2 separate regions of the Homo sapiens genome follow, and region 2 is linked to region 1. A link is a loop called in an ENCODE intact Hi-C map of the cell type or tissue named here. Cell type or tissue: ascending aorta. All regions are shown on one strand. Links, peaks and the distances in the headings refer to the core of each region. The heading gives the core; the rest is flanking DNA. Region 1 overlaps SEPTIN9 (septin 9). Region 2 holds the start of SNHG20 (small nucleolar RNA host gene 20).

Evidence for each region. Hi-C counts contacts between places; a loop is a spot of excess contacts. Peaks named below come from ENCODE experiments on the same cell type or tissue, not always from the same donor. Only the 100,000 strongest peaks of a DNase experiment are listed, where the experiment ranks them.
Region 2: it touches region 1 in a loop (4-fold over the local background); 5 of 110 quality-filtered maps call a loop at or near these places.

Annotation. Positions count from the first base shown.
Region 1 is chr17:77,316,971-77,322,442 of GRCh38, forward strand. The region is part of intron 2 of SEPTIN9 (septin 9); the gene reads left to right. Among named protein-coding and RNA genes, the nearest start is that of SEPTIN9-DT, 38 kb to the left of the region's middle. RefSeq lists an enhancer at 1-726 and a silencer at 3,669-3,881. In ascending aorta, for the core only: no CTCF peak of the experiment used is centred there; DNase peaks (open chromatin) are centred at 2,511, 3,781, 4,127, 5,101 and 1 weaker place; H3K4me3 peaks cover 3,213 bases; H3K27ac peaks cover 3,992 bases.
Region 2 is chr17:77,084,405-77,089,660 of GRCh38, forward strand. SNHG20 (small nucleolar RNA host gene 20) reads left to right here and starts at 4,239. Exons shown (of 3, transcript NR_027058.1): 1 at 4,239-4,545; 2 at 4,749-4,867. It overlaps MIR6516 (microRNA 6516), which reads left to right and starts at 5,013; the gene lies at 5,013-5,093. It also overlaps a transcript of SEC14L1 not described here and SCARNA16. RefSeq lists enhancers at 3,645-4,844, 4,111-4,420, 4,341-5,256, 4,611-4,720. In ascending aorta, for the core only: CTCF peaks have their summits at 2,267 (motif pointing right) and 4,335 (motif pointing left); DNase peaks (open chromatin) are centred at 2,277 and 4,277; H3K4me3 peaks cover 1,557 bases; H3K27ac peaks cover 1,306 bases.

The sequences.
Region 1 (5,472 bases), core at 303-5,302:
AATTGGAAAAGGGATTAAAGAAACAAACCAAGAAACCTCTGCGATTCCTGCCCATCGGAGTCAGTGGTTGTTAGTGGTTGGCTTAACACAATGTTTTAGGAAGAAATAGAATAACAGAAAGCAACTCCAGTGAGCTGAGCCCTGGCTCCGTCTGTGGCGCTGCATCAGTTTCCTGCAGCTGCTGTAACGAGTGGCCACAAGCTGGCTGGGTCACAACAACGCCCAGCCATCCTCTCACAGCTCTGCAGGCCACACATCCGAGATCAGGGTCACCAGGCTGAAATCAGGGTGTCCACTGGGCATAGCCCTCTGGAGGCTCTAGGGCAGGGGTTCCCAGCCCCGTGTGTCCTATTAGGAACTGGCCTGCACAGCAGGAGGTGAGTGACTGGCAAGCGAGCGAAGCTTCATCTGTATTTACAGTCACTCCCCATTGCTCGCATTACTGCCCAAGCTCTGCCTCCTGTCTGATCAGCCATGGCATTGGATTCTTATAGGAGAGTGAACCGTATTGTGAACGGCACATGTGAGGGATCTAGGTTGCGTGCTTCTTATGAGAATCTGATGCCTGATGATCTGTCACCGTCTCCCATCACCACCAGATGGGACCGTCTGGTTGCAGGAAAATAAGCTCAGGGCTCCAACTGATTCTACATTATGGTGAGTTGTATAATTATCTCATTATATATTATAATAATAATAGAAATAAAGTGCACAATCAATACAACGTGCTTGTGGCCGGGTGCAGTGGCTCACACCTGTAATCCCAGAGTGAAACTCTGTCTCAAAAAATAAAAAATAAAGGCCAGGCACAGTGGCTTATGCCTGTAATCCCAGCACTTTGGGAGGCCAAGGCTGGCGGATCACGAGGTCAGGAGTTCAAGATCAGCCTGGCCAATATGGTGAAACCCCGTTTCTACTAAAAATACAAAAATTAGCCGGACACGGTGGCAGGCGTCTGTAGTCCCAGCTTCTTGGGAGGCTGAGGCAGAAGAATTGCTTGAACCCAGGTGGCGGAGGTTGCAGTGAACTGAGATAGTGCCACTGTACTCCAGCCTGGGTGGCAGAGCGAGACTCTGTCTCAATAAAATAAAATAAAATAAAATAATAAATATAATACACTTGAATCATCTCAAAACCATCTCCCCACTCCCTGGTCTGTGGAAAAATTGTCTTCCCTGAAACCGATCCCAGGTGCCAAAAAGGTTGGGGGCCACTGCCTTCATCGCCTGCCCCTTTGAGCCTCTGGTGGCTGTGGGTGTCCCTTGGCTTGTGGCTGCATGGCCCTTACCTTCAACACCAGCATCTACAGATCTCTCCGGGCCCCATCTCCACTTGGCCATCCCTGTCTGTGTCAAATCTCCCTCTGCCCCCGTCTTGTATGAGCACCGAGACTGCCTTTAGGGACCACCTAGACCATCCAGGGTGCTCTCGCCACAGCAAGATCTGCAACTGAATCACAGATGCAAAAACTCTTGTTCCAAACAAGGTCCCATTTGCAGGTCTAGGGATTAGGACATGCTATCCCTGGGGCCATTATTCAGCCTTCTCTCGTGACTATGATCCCTCCCTTCCTCCCCAGCCTCCCACCTCGGCTGAGATGCTGTCCCCACCTCCCTCACTGTCTGGCTGCCTGTGGGGCTGTCCTCCAGGCTCTTTGGGAGGAGGTGGTTGCTTGATGTCTCCCAGAAGGCTGGGAATGGTCCTCCCCACCCCCCAGGAAGATGTCCTTTCTGCCAAGGAGATTGCATTTGGGGTCCTATCCCAGGCAGAGAGCGGACGGGACTGTGGCCTGAAGTGGCACTTCAGGGCCTTTGGCTCTGTCATCTAGCCGAGGGCTGTGCATGGGCCTCACCTGGTCACAGGTAACTCACCTGGCTCTGTGGGGCAGGGATTGTAAACTCAGAGGCCTGCGGGGTGTGTCGAGGTAGAGGGGTGCAAATATTGTAAATTTGTTGGGGGCCTTGGGGAGCAGCACAGACTGAAAAGTGTTTTGTCTGAAGAGCAGAACTGTCTTATACCAGCCCTGTGCGGCCAGGCAGGAAGGCTTCCGTGGTGCGGCCACGCGTCCTCCCTTTCTCAACAGAAGCTGACAGTCTGGAGTTTTCAGAGAGATTGCCTGAGTTCTCAGCCTTGGCACAAACACACATTCTCTTTAAACAGGCTTGGGCCAACAGAACCAGCCTCCGTGTCTCGGGTTTGAATGAACCCTTGAGGTGAAGCTTAAAGACAGAGAGGATGCCCCTGATTCCCACCCCAGGGACCCACATTGTAAACCCCCACCTGCTCTGCTGAGCCCTTGGCCTCAGCATGGACCCTGACCATGTGCTGGTGGGGACCCCCCAGGTAAGTAAGCAGCCTCTGAGGACCCCGGATGAACAGTGGGGAACAGCACTGATCCCCCAGTGGGGCCCCGAGTTCCCGGAGAGGAAGACTCGCTCCCTCCCAGGGGACGGCTAGAGACTCACTGACTCATGCGTGTGTGGTAGGAATCTTCCAGGAAGTCCCCGTCCCGTTCGCCCTCTCTGCCTGGGCGGGGACGGCAACTGCCTCTGTCACTGCAGACTAATGGGACGGAGGGGGGTGACTTCTCAGGGTTCCTCCTGGGCAGGTGCTCCGGAACCTTTTCTCAGCACGCTGGCCTGGGGCACGGCCGTTCCTCCTGCCCAGCCACGTTGGGGTACAGGGTGAAGAAGGGCTGGGGCCAGCCCAGGACAGAGGAAGGCGAGGCAGGCACGCAGGAACTGGGCTTTTTAAACCCTTAAGCCCAAGGAAATCGTAGCATCGCGGGACAGGGAAAATGAAAGACTTTGGAAGTCGTCAGGAATTTGACTCTGTGAGTTGGTTTCCAAGAGTCTAAGTTAAGCATCTCCAAGTGGATATTAAAAAGGAGCAGCAAGCCTCGGGGCGGCGGGGGCTGGAGGAGGTGGAGAGAGGAGGCTGCCGGAAGCCGCACTCGGGACCTCTGCAGCCACCGACCAGACCGGGCGGCCGGGACTCTGGGACTCTCGCAGGCAGACCCGGTGGTCTGCCGGACTCCTCGGGGCCCACTTCGGGCCCTCTCTCCTGCCTCCTATTTTTGGATTTCTCTCCTTTGCTCCCTTTTTCCTCCCGTTTTGAAGAGACAATGCTACTTCAGTTTGGAGCACAAACATATGATCAGCACATGGAAATGTGGTAATTCGGATGCATTCGTGATTGCAACAGATTGAAGAAATTAGACCAGACAAAGAGTGTTTTTAGAGGAGGAGGAGGAGGAGGAGGAGGCTGAGAGAGGGAGGGCGACGGGGGTGAGAAAGGGGAGGCCGCCTCTGAGCGGGACGCCGGGACTCCCGCCGCTGCTAAATATATCCGTAGGAATGGAGAGGGACCGGATCTCAGGTACGCAGACAGCCCCCTCCCCATCGGCCGCCCCCCACTGCCCTGGACTCGGGGCTTTATTTATGCCTGGGGGAATAAGCATGCAAAGGGCGCTTTTGCTCATTTTTCACAGAAATATTTCTTTTCTTTTTGACGGTTCCAAGCTCGTGGGATGAACTCCGTCTCAGAAGCTAAGCTCTCCTGAGTCTGGCTTTTATTTAAACTCGGCTCTCCTCTCTCCTGGCTACTTCCCTTTCATTTTCCAGTGTGCCATTCTTGCATGTCATGGCCACTGTCAATGCTGAGGCTGTTGGCGCCGAAACCTTGGGAGGGTGTGGGGGACCTGCCCCCCTGGCTCGGGTCTGGGGCGGCGGCGCTTGGACCTGGCTGGTGGTTGGTTTGTCCACTGTGTGGTTTGTTTTTTGCTTCCAGCCAAAGTCTGTCTTCAAGGCTGCCTCGGTCTCCTACCTAAAATAGCATTTCTGTGCCTTCCTGGCAGTTGATTATAGAGGGGGAAGCTCCCGGCGCTCAGAGGAGCCTGGCGTGTGTGTGCACGTGTGTGTGCATGTGTGTGCGTGTGTCCATTCACGCTGGCAGCCCCCTTGCCGCAGGCACAGACCCATCAGGGCGTGAACAGGCAAATGAAGAGAAAGGGGGCTCCCCTGCCTTTAGTTCACCCCAGCTTTCCAGGCCCTCCCTCCCAGGCCCAGCCTCCTTGGTCCCTTCACTCACATGCGGTGCCGTGGCTGCCATCTCACGTGGCCAGCGCCGTCATCGGTAATTAGCAGTGATGACAGTTTCTGCCGCTCATGCCGCCCTCTGAGCCCAGCGCTGGGAGACATGGGGTGGCTGAGCCAAGCTCCAGGCTTTGGGTATTCTGAAGTGACCTACGGGCCATGGAGCGGGAGGTCGCTAAGAGTGTCAACCCCTACGTGCCTTGGGCCCTGGTCTGTTGGTTGCCACTATGTGTGTGTTGGGGGGTCCCTGAGAGGCCTGAGAGAGGGAGGCCCATCTCGGTGGCTCCTCTCTAGGACGTGTGGTCCCCTCCACCACTGCTCCCAGGGCCACATCTTTTTTTTTTTTTTTCTTTGAGACGGAGTCTGGCTCTGTTGCCCAGGCTGGAGTGCAGTGGCGCGATCTCAGCTCACTGCAAGCTCCGCCTCCCTAGTTCATGCCATTCTCCTGCCTCAGCCTCCCAAGCAGCTGGGACTATAGGCGCCCGCCATATTTTTTTGTATTTTTAGTAGAGATGGGGTTTCACCGTGTCAACCAGGATGGTCTCGATCTCCTGATCTCGTGATCCGCCCGCCTCAGCCTCCCAAAGTGCTGGGATTACAGGCGTGAGCCACGGCGCCCGGCCTCAGGGCCACATCTTGATTGTCACGTTGGGACTGGTGGAGCGGGTGTGTGTTGTGCCGCTGAGCACACCCAGTCGGGCACAGCAGGCGGACCTCAGGAGGGGGCCAGGGGAGACGGCAGAAGGCTTGGGTGGCAGTGAAACTGCATCTTATCTGTTTGAGCTCGGGGGCTCAGGCCCGCTGGGACGGGTGGGTGTGGAGCCCAGCGTCCTGCTCTCCGCCCAGCAGGAGCCGCAGGGCAGGGAGCGCTGAGAGGGACCTTCGTCAGGCTTGCACAGTGGAGCCGTCCTCGGAGTGACCACCCCACCAGGCAGCCTGGGCAGACCACAGTGGGTCCCCTGCCTCCTGGGCCACCAGCCCCAGGAGGACGTCACTCCACCCGCCTGGCTGGCAGGGGCCTCGGGGAGCCTCGGGTTCGGCCTTCACTTTATAGATGATCTAGCCGAGGCCCAGATGGGTGACCAGCAGGGGATCTGAGAGCTGAGCAGAGAGGCGTGGGTTTGGGGGTGGTGCTCCCTGGGGAGCTGGAAGTGATGGCACCCTCCCAGGCTCACAAAACACGGGCTTTTCATGAACTGAACAAAACACTCTTTGAAAGCAGCCAGTGCTGTGCCCCAGAGACCACTCTGATCCCTGCTGCCCTTGGCTGAGGACAGCACAGCCAGGGATGAAGCGGGGACCTCCCCTCGGGCTGTGCCTTGATGAAAGATGCTTTCTACAAAATCCCATTCGGATGTGTTTTCATGTAAGAAAACGT
Region 2 (5,256 bases), core at 257-5,256, 230 kb before region 1:
AAAAAATTAGCTGGGCATGGTGGTGCATGGAGGCTGAGGCAGGAGAATCACTTGAACCCAGGAGGCGGAGGTTGCAGTGAGCTGAGATTGTACCATTGCACTCCAGCCTGGGCAGCAAGAGCAAAACTCTCAAAACTCTGTCTCAAAAAAAAAAAGAAAAAAAGAAAAAACATTAGCTGGGCATGGTGGCACGTGCCTGTAGTCCCAGCTGCTGGGGCCAGGGGTGGGGTTGGGTGCTGAAGCGGGAATATCCCTTCAGCCCAGGAGATCAAGACTGCAGTGATCCCTGATTGTGCCACTGTACTCCAGCCTGAGCGATAGAGTGAGACCGTCTCAAAAAAAAAAAAAATTAAAGTAAGTAAAACATAAATAAAGTGGGTTCCTGAACCATGGGGACTTTGAGGAATGTCTTCCACTAGCTCTGCACATCTGCAAACTGCCGGCACCTCTCCTGCCCCCACCTGCTTCCTCTCAGCCCTGTGCAGGGGGATACTGTGGCTTTTGCCTTGCAATTAGGGCTGCCAGATAAAATATAGAACACGGGTTATATTTGAATTTCACAAAATCAACGAAGAAAACTTTTAGCGGGGCGCGGTGGCTCACACCTGTAATCCCAGCACTTTGGGAGGCTGAGGCAGGCGGATCACTTAAGGTAAGGAGTTCAAGACCAGCGTGGCCAACCTGGTGAAACCCCCATCTCTACTAAAAATATAAAAATTAACTAAGCGTGGTGGCGCATGCCTGTAATCCTAGCTACTCGGGAGGCTGAGGCAGGAGAATCGCTTGAACCCAGGAGGTGAAAGTTGCAGTGAGTCAAGATCGCACCATTGCACTCCAGCCTGGGTGACAAAGCAAGACTCTCTCTCAAAAAAAAAAAAAAAAAAAAACCCAAAAAAAGAAAGAAAGAAAATGTTTATATAAGTGTGTCCCTGACTCCCTGCATACAAAATTGTAACAAAACTATTTATTTATGTATTTTTTGAGACAGAGTCTTTCTGTGTCACCCAGGCTGGAGTGCAGTTGCACAATCTCAGCTCACTGCAACCTCCGCCTCCTGGGTTCAAGTGATTCTCCTGCCTCAACCTCCCGAGTAGCTGGGACTACAGGCGCCTGCTGCCATACTCGGCTAATTTTTGTATTTTTAGTAGAGACGGGGTTTCACTGTGTTGGCCAGGCTGGTCTTGAACTCCTCACCTCAAGTGATCCACCAGCCTCGGCCTCCCAAAGTGTTGGGATTACAGGTGTGAGCCACCATGCCCGGCTTCCCTATGCTTTCTTTTTTGTCTTTTTCTTTTCTTTCTTTCTTTTTTTTTGAGATGGAGTTTCGCTCTTGTCACCCAGGCTGGAGTGCAATGGTGCGATCTCTGCTCACGGCAACCTCCCCTTCCTGGGTTCAAGCAATTCTCCTGCCTCAGCCTCCTGAGTAGCTGGGACTACAGGCACCCACTGCCACACTCAGCTAATTTTTGTATTTTTAGTAGAAACAGGGTTTCACCATGTTGGCCAGACTGGTCTTGAACTCCTGACCTCAGGTGATCCACCTGCTCAGCCTCCCAAAGTGCTGGGATTATAGGCATGAGCCATCATGCCTGGCCTCTCACCACATTCTCTCTGGCAGCAGTGCCAGGACCTGCTGGCAGGGTCTGTGATGTAGCAAGCATCTGGCCAGGAAGGAGATGTGTATCTCTGTTTCCTGCAGCCCTCCCAGCTCCGGGGGATTCATCCTCTCTCGTCTGGGGAGGTGGGGGCAAAGGTTCCTGCTGCAGACCTCATCTTCCCGATAAGGCTGAGGATGCTGACAACACCCTGCCTTTAGAGAGAACAGCCCCACTCAACAGAGACCAGATGTGTTCATCGAAAGGTGTGTAACAAATAGCCCAGGGGACACAGGATATGTCAAACAATTGGCACCGGAGAGCATGTGAGAAGAAACTGTCACCTGGGACCAGAGCTGGCTTCAAAGGGCAGGTGTGCTCTGCTGGAGTGCGGATGCGCGGAGTGTCTGGGAGCTGGGCTGGGCAGAATGGCTGGAGCAGGGGTCTGTGTGGGCACCAAGGTGATGAAAGGCGGTCAGATCAACAGGGCCAGGACAGGTAAGGGTGATTTGTTGAGTTTTGTTTTTTCCTAATGAAGCAGAAATGGAAAAAGAGGGGGAAAGCAATCGTGTGGACTCTATCCTGCAGGTCAGACAGGCAGCCCCGGAGAAGACCTGCTAGGTGCACGGCTGGCTTGTTTCTAACATCACCTGTGGTCAGCAGCGCCACCAAGAGCCACCACCAGGGGGCAGAGGTAGGGCCATGTAGTAGACGCCTGTAGTTTTCGCCTGTCCAGGACGCCTTCACCCCTGCTTCCTTTGAGAAAAGTCCCTCTCCCACTCCAAGTGGTACTGACGGGGATCACCCACACAAAAGAAACCTGGAGGCTCCCCTCCTGGGGCACCCGGCTTCTGCTCCAACCAGGTGAGCCCAATGCCTGCCTGAAGCCACTTGCGTTGTTTACAAACCTGTTTACTCCAGTTAAGCTGATTATACAATTATATCCTTTCATTCTTATGTAAACTCATGAAATATGGTAAAACAAAACAGAACTGTAGCTCCTCCATCAAAACAAAAATGTAAGTTAAATATTTCCAAGTTAATAAAACTAACAGTATGTATTGTTGAATGTGAGTGAGACAACTCAAAGACATTGTGAAGGAGGTGCGGTCATAAAAATCTCGCTCTGTCACCCAAGCTGGAGTGCAGTGGCACGGTCTTTATTTTATTTTATTTTATTTTATTTTTTGAGACGGAGTTTCTCTGTTGTTGCCCAGGCTAGAGTGCAATGGCGCAATCTCGGCTCACCGCAACCTCCACCTGCCTGGTTCAAGCAATTCTCTTGCCTCAGCCTCCCAAGTAGCTGGGATTACAGGCATGCACCACCACGCCTGGCTAATTTTTTGTAATTTTAGTAGAGACGGGGTTTCTCCATGTCGGTCAGGCTGGTCTCAAACTCCCGACCACAGGTGATCTGCCCGCCTTGGCCTCCCAAAGTGCTGGAATTACAGGGTCGAGCCACCATGCCTGGCCTCAGTGGTGCAGTCTTGGCTCACTGCACCCTCCGCCTCCTGGGTTCAAGCGATTCTCCTGCCTCAGACTCCCAAGTAGCTGGGATTACAAGTGTGTGCCACCACACCTGGCTAATTTTGTATTTTTAGTAGAGATGGAGTTTCACCAGGTTGGTCAGGCTGGTTTCGAACTCCCAACATCAAGTGATCCATCTGCCTCGGCCTCCCAAAGTGTACCTGGCCTTTTTTTTTTAATGGTTATTTCTTGGTGATATGTTAAACAAGGGGTGGATTATTCATGCCTCCCCTTTTTAGACCATGTAGGGTAACTTCCTGACGTTGCCACGGCATTTGTAAACTGTCATGGCGCTGGTGGGCGTGTACCAGTGAGGGCAACCAGAGGTCACTCTCATAGCCATCTTGGTTTTGGAGGATTTTGGCCGTCTTCTTTACTGCAGCCTGTTTGATCAGCAAGGTCTTTATGAGCTGTATGACCTAGCAATGCATCCAAGTAGGTCTCAGCTTTATTTTACCCAGCCCCTATTCAAGATGGAGTTGCTCTGGTTCAAACGCCTCTGAGACAAGGTCCAGCAATTCTTCCTTGGTTGTGGGATTAGACTCAGAGCAAGATTCCTGTTCGTTGCTTCCTGTGCCCACAGACAGTGAACTGTCGGGAATCTACCAGGTCTTTTGGAGCAATAGGCTTTTCAGGGGGTATCCCAATAGGCCAGGACGGCCTGCATCTTCACGTAGCCCCTCTGCTCTTGAGCTTTCTCCTTCCTGCCACCTGGGGTGGTGGAAAGGGCATTGGGTTTGGAGCAGAAATGACTTAGGTGTGAACCCAGCTCTGCCACTTCCTGGCCGGCTGTGCTTGGAAAAGTAACCAAGCATCTCCGGAGCGCCCCACTTCTCATCTACAAGACAGGAGTGGTCTTTGCACTTAATTCAGAGGGTTGCATGAGGAGTAGAGAGATAATGCTTTCACGGCTCCAGGAACCCAGCGGGCTTTCAAGAAATGGGATGTTCCTTCTGATTCCCTCGCTCCAGGGCCCTCCCCTCTGGCCCAGGCTCTAGTCCCCATTAATCACACCGCGCGGGCTGCGACCCCTTTAAGTCCGGCTTGGATGACCCAGATCCAAAGTCATCGACTCTCTAGCTGCTATCTCTATGGTAAGTTATCACTTCCGGCCGGAAGTTGCTGACGGAGCTACTTCCGCCCAGGGGAGTGGGAAGTAAGTGGAGACACGTGCTTTGGCCTGTTGGAGGGGAAACCCGCTCTCGCCTCCTGGTGGTCGCCGACTCGCAGTCCGCAGGATGACTCAGGGCAGCCCTGACCACAGTTCCGCCGCCATCGGCCCTAGCCTGCGGAATTGGGCTCGCCCCGGGACGATAACAGAGCTCTGCCGGGGGCTGGAGGCACTGACCGGGTGACCAGAGACCCAGAGACCAGACCCCCTCCACGGCGCCCGGGATTTCGGGGACGGCTTCTCCCATCGCAAGTAGGGCTTGGACGGGAGGCGACAAAAGAGAACTTGGTCCGCACACAGCCACCGAAATTGGAATGAGGAGCTGTAGGGAGGCCCCGTAGCCAGCAGAAAAGCATTGGGGTCCCTGGCTGGGTTAGCCCAGGTTTCTAGGAGTGTGGTAAGCGTCGAATGACTTTTGTCCTTTTAAAGCACATTATGTTACTTTTTCCCCCAAGGTTTCAACAGAAAATGAGAAATATCCCCCGACGATTGGCTGAAAACATGCAGCAACCACTATTTTCTTCCTGCCCCTCGTTGATGAGAGCATTCGAAGTGACCTCAGCAGGGCATCCAGGTATGTCAAGCATGGTGACAAAGTGTTCAGGTCAGACGGTCTGGGGAAAGGCTCCTGTGTTGTTGAGCCTGCCAAGTTGTGGGTGCAGCATGGTACCAGGCAGCCCAACCCTGACCTAAAGTAAATTCCCGGAAGAAGTCTTTCCTGGGTTTTGAATTTGCAGTAACAGGTGTGAGCATTCTAGCAGCAGTTTGATGATCATGTATGATACTGCAAACAGGACCTACGTTTAAAGAAAATGGTTGTAGTTAGTATCAGAGAGCCCTTGCTTTTCAAAACTTCATAAACAATGTTACTGTCATGTCTTTCATTCAATAAACATTTGTTGATACATTGGCCTGACATCATGTTAAATGTTACGGATACAGAGATGAAGAAAACAGTCATGG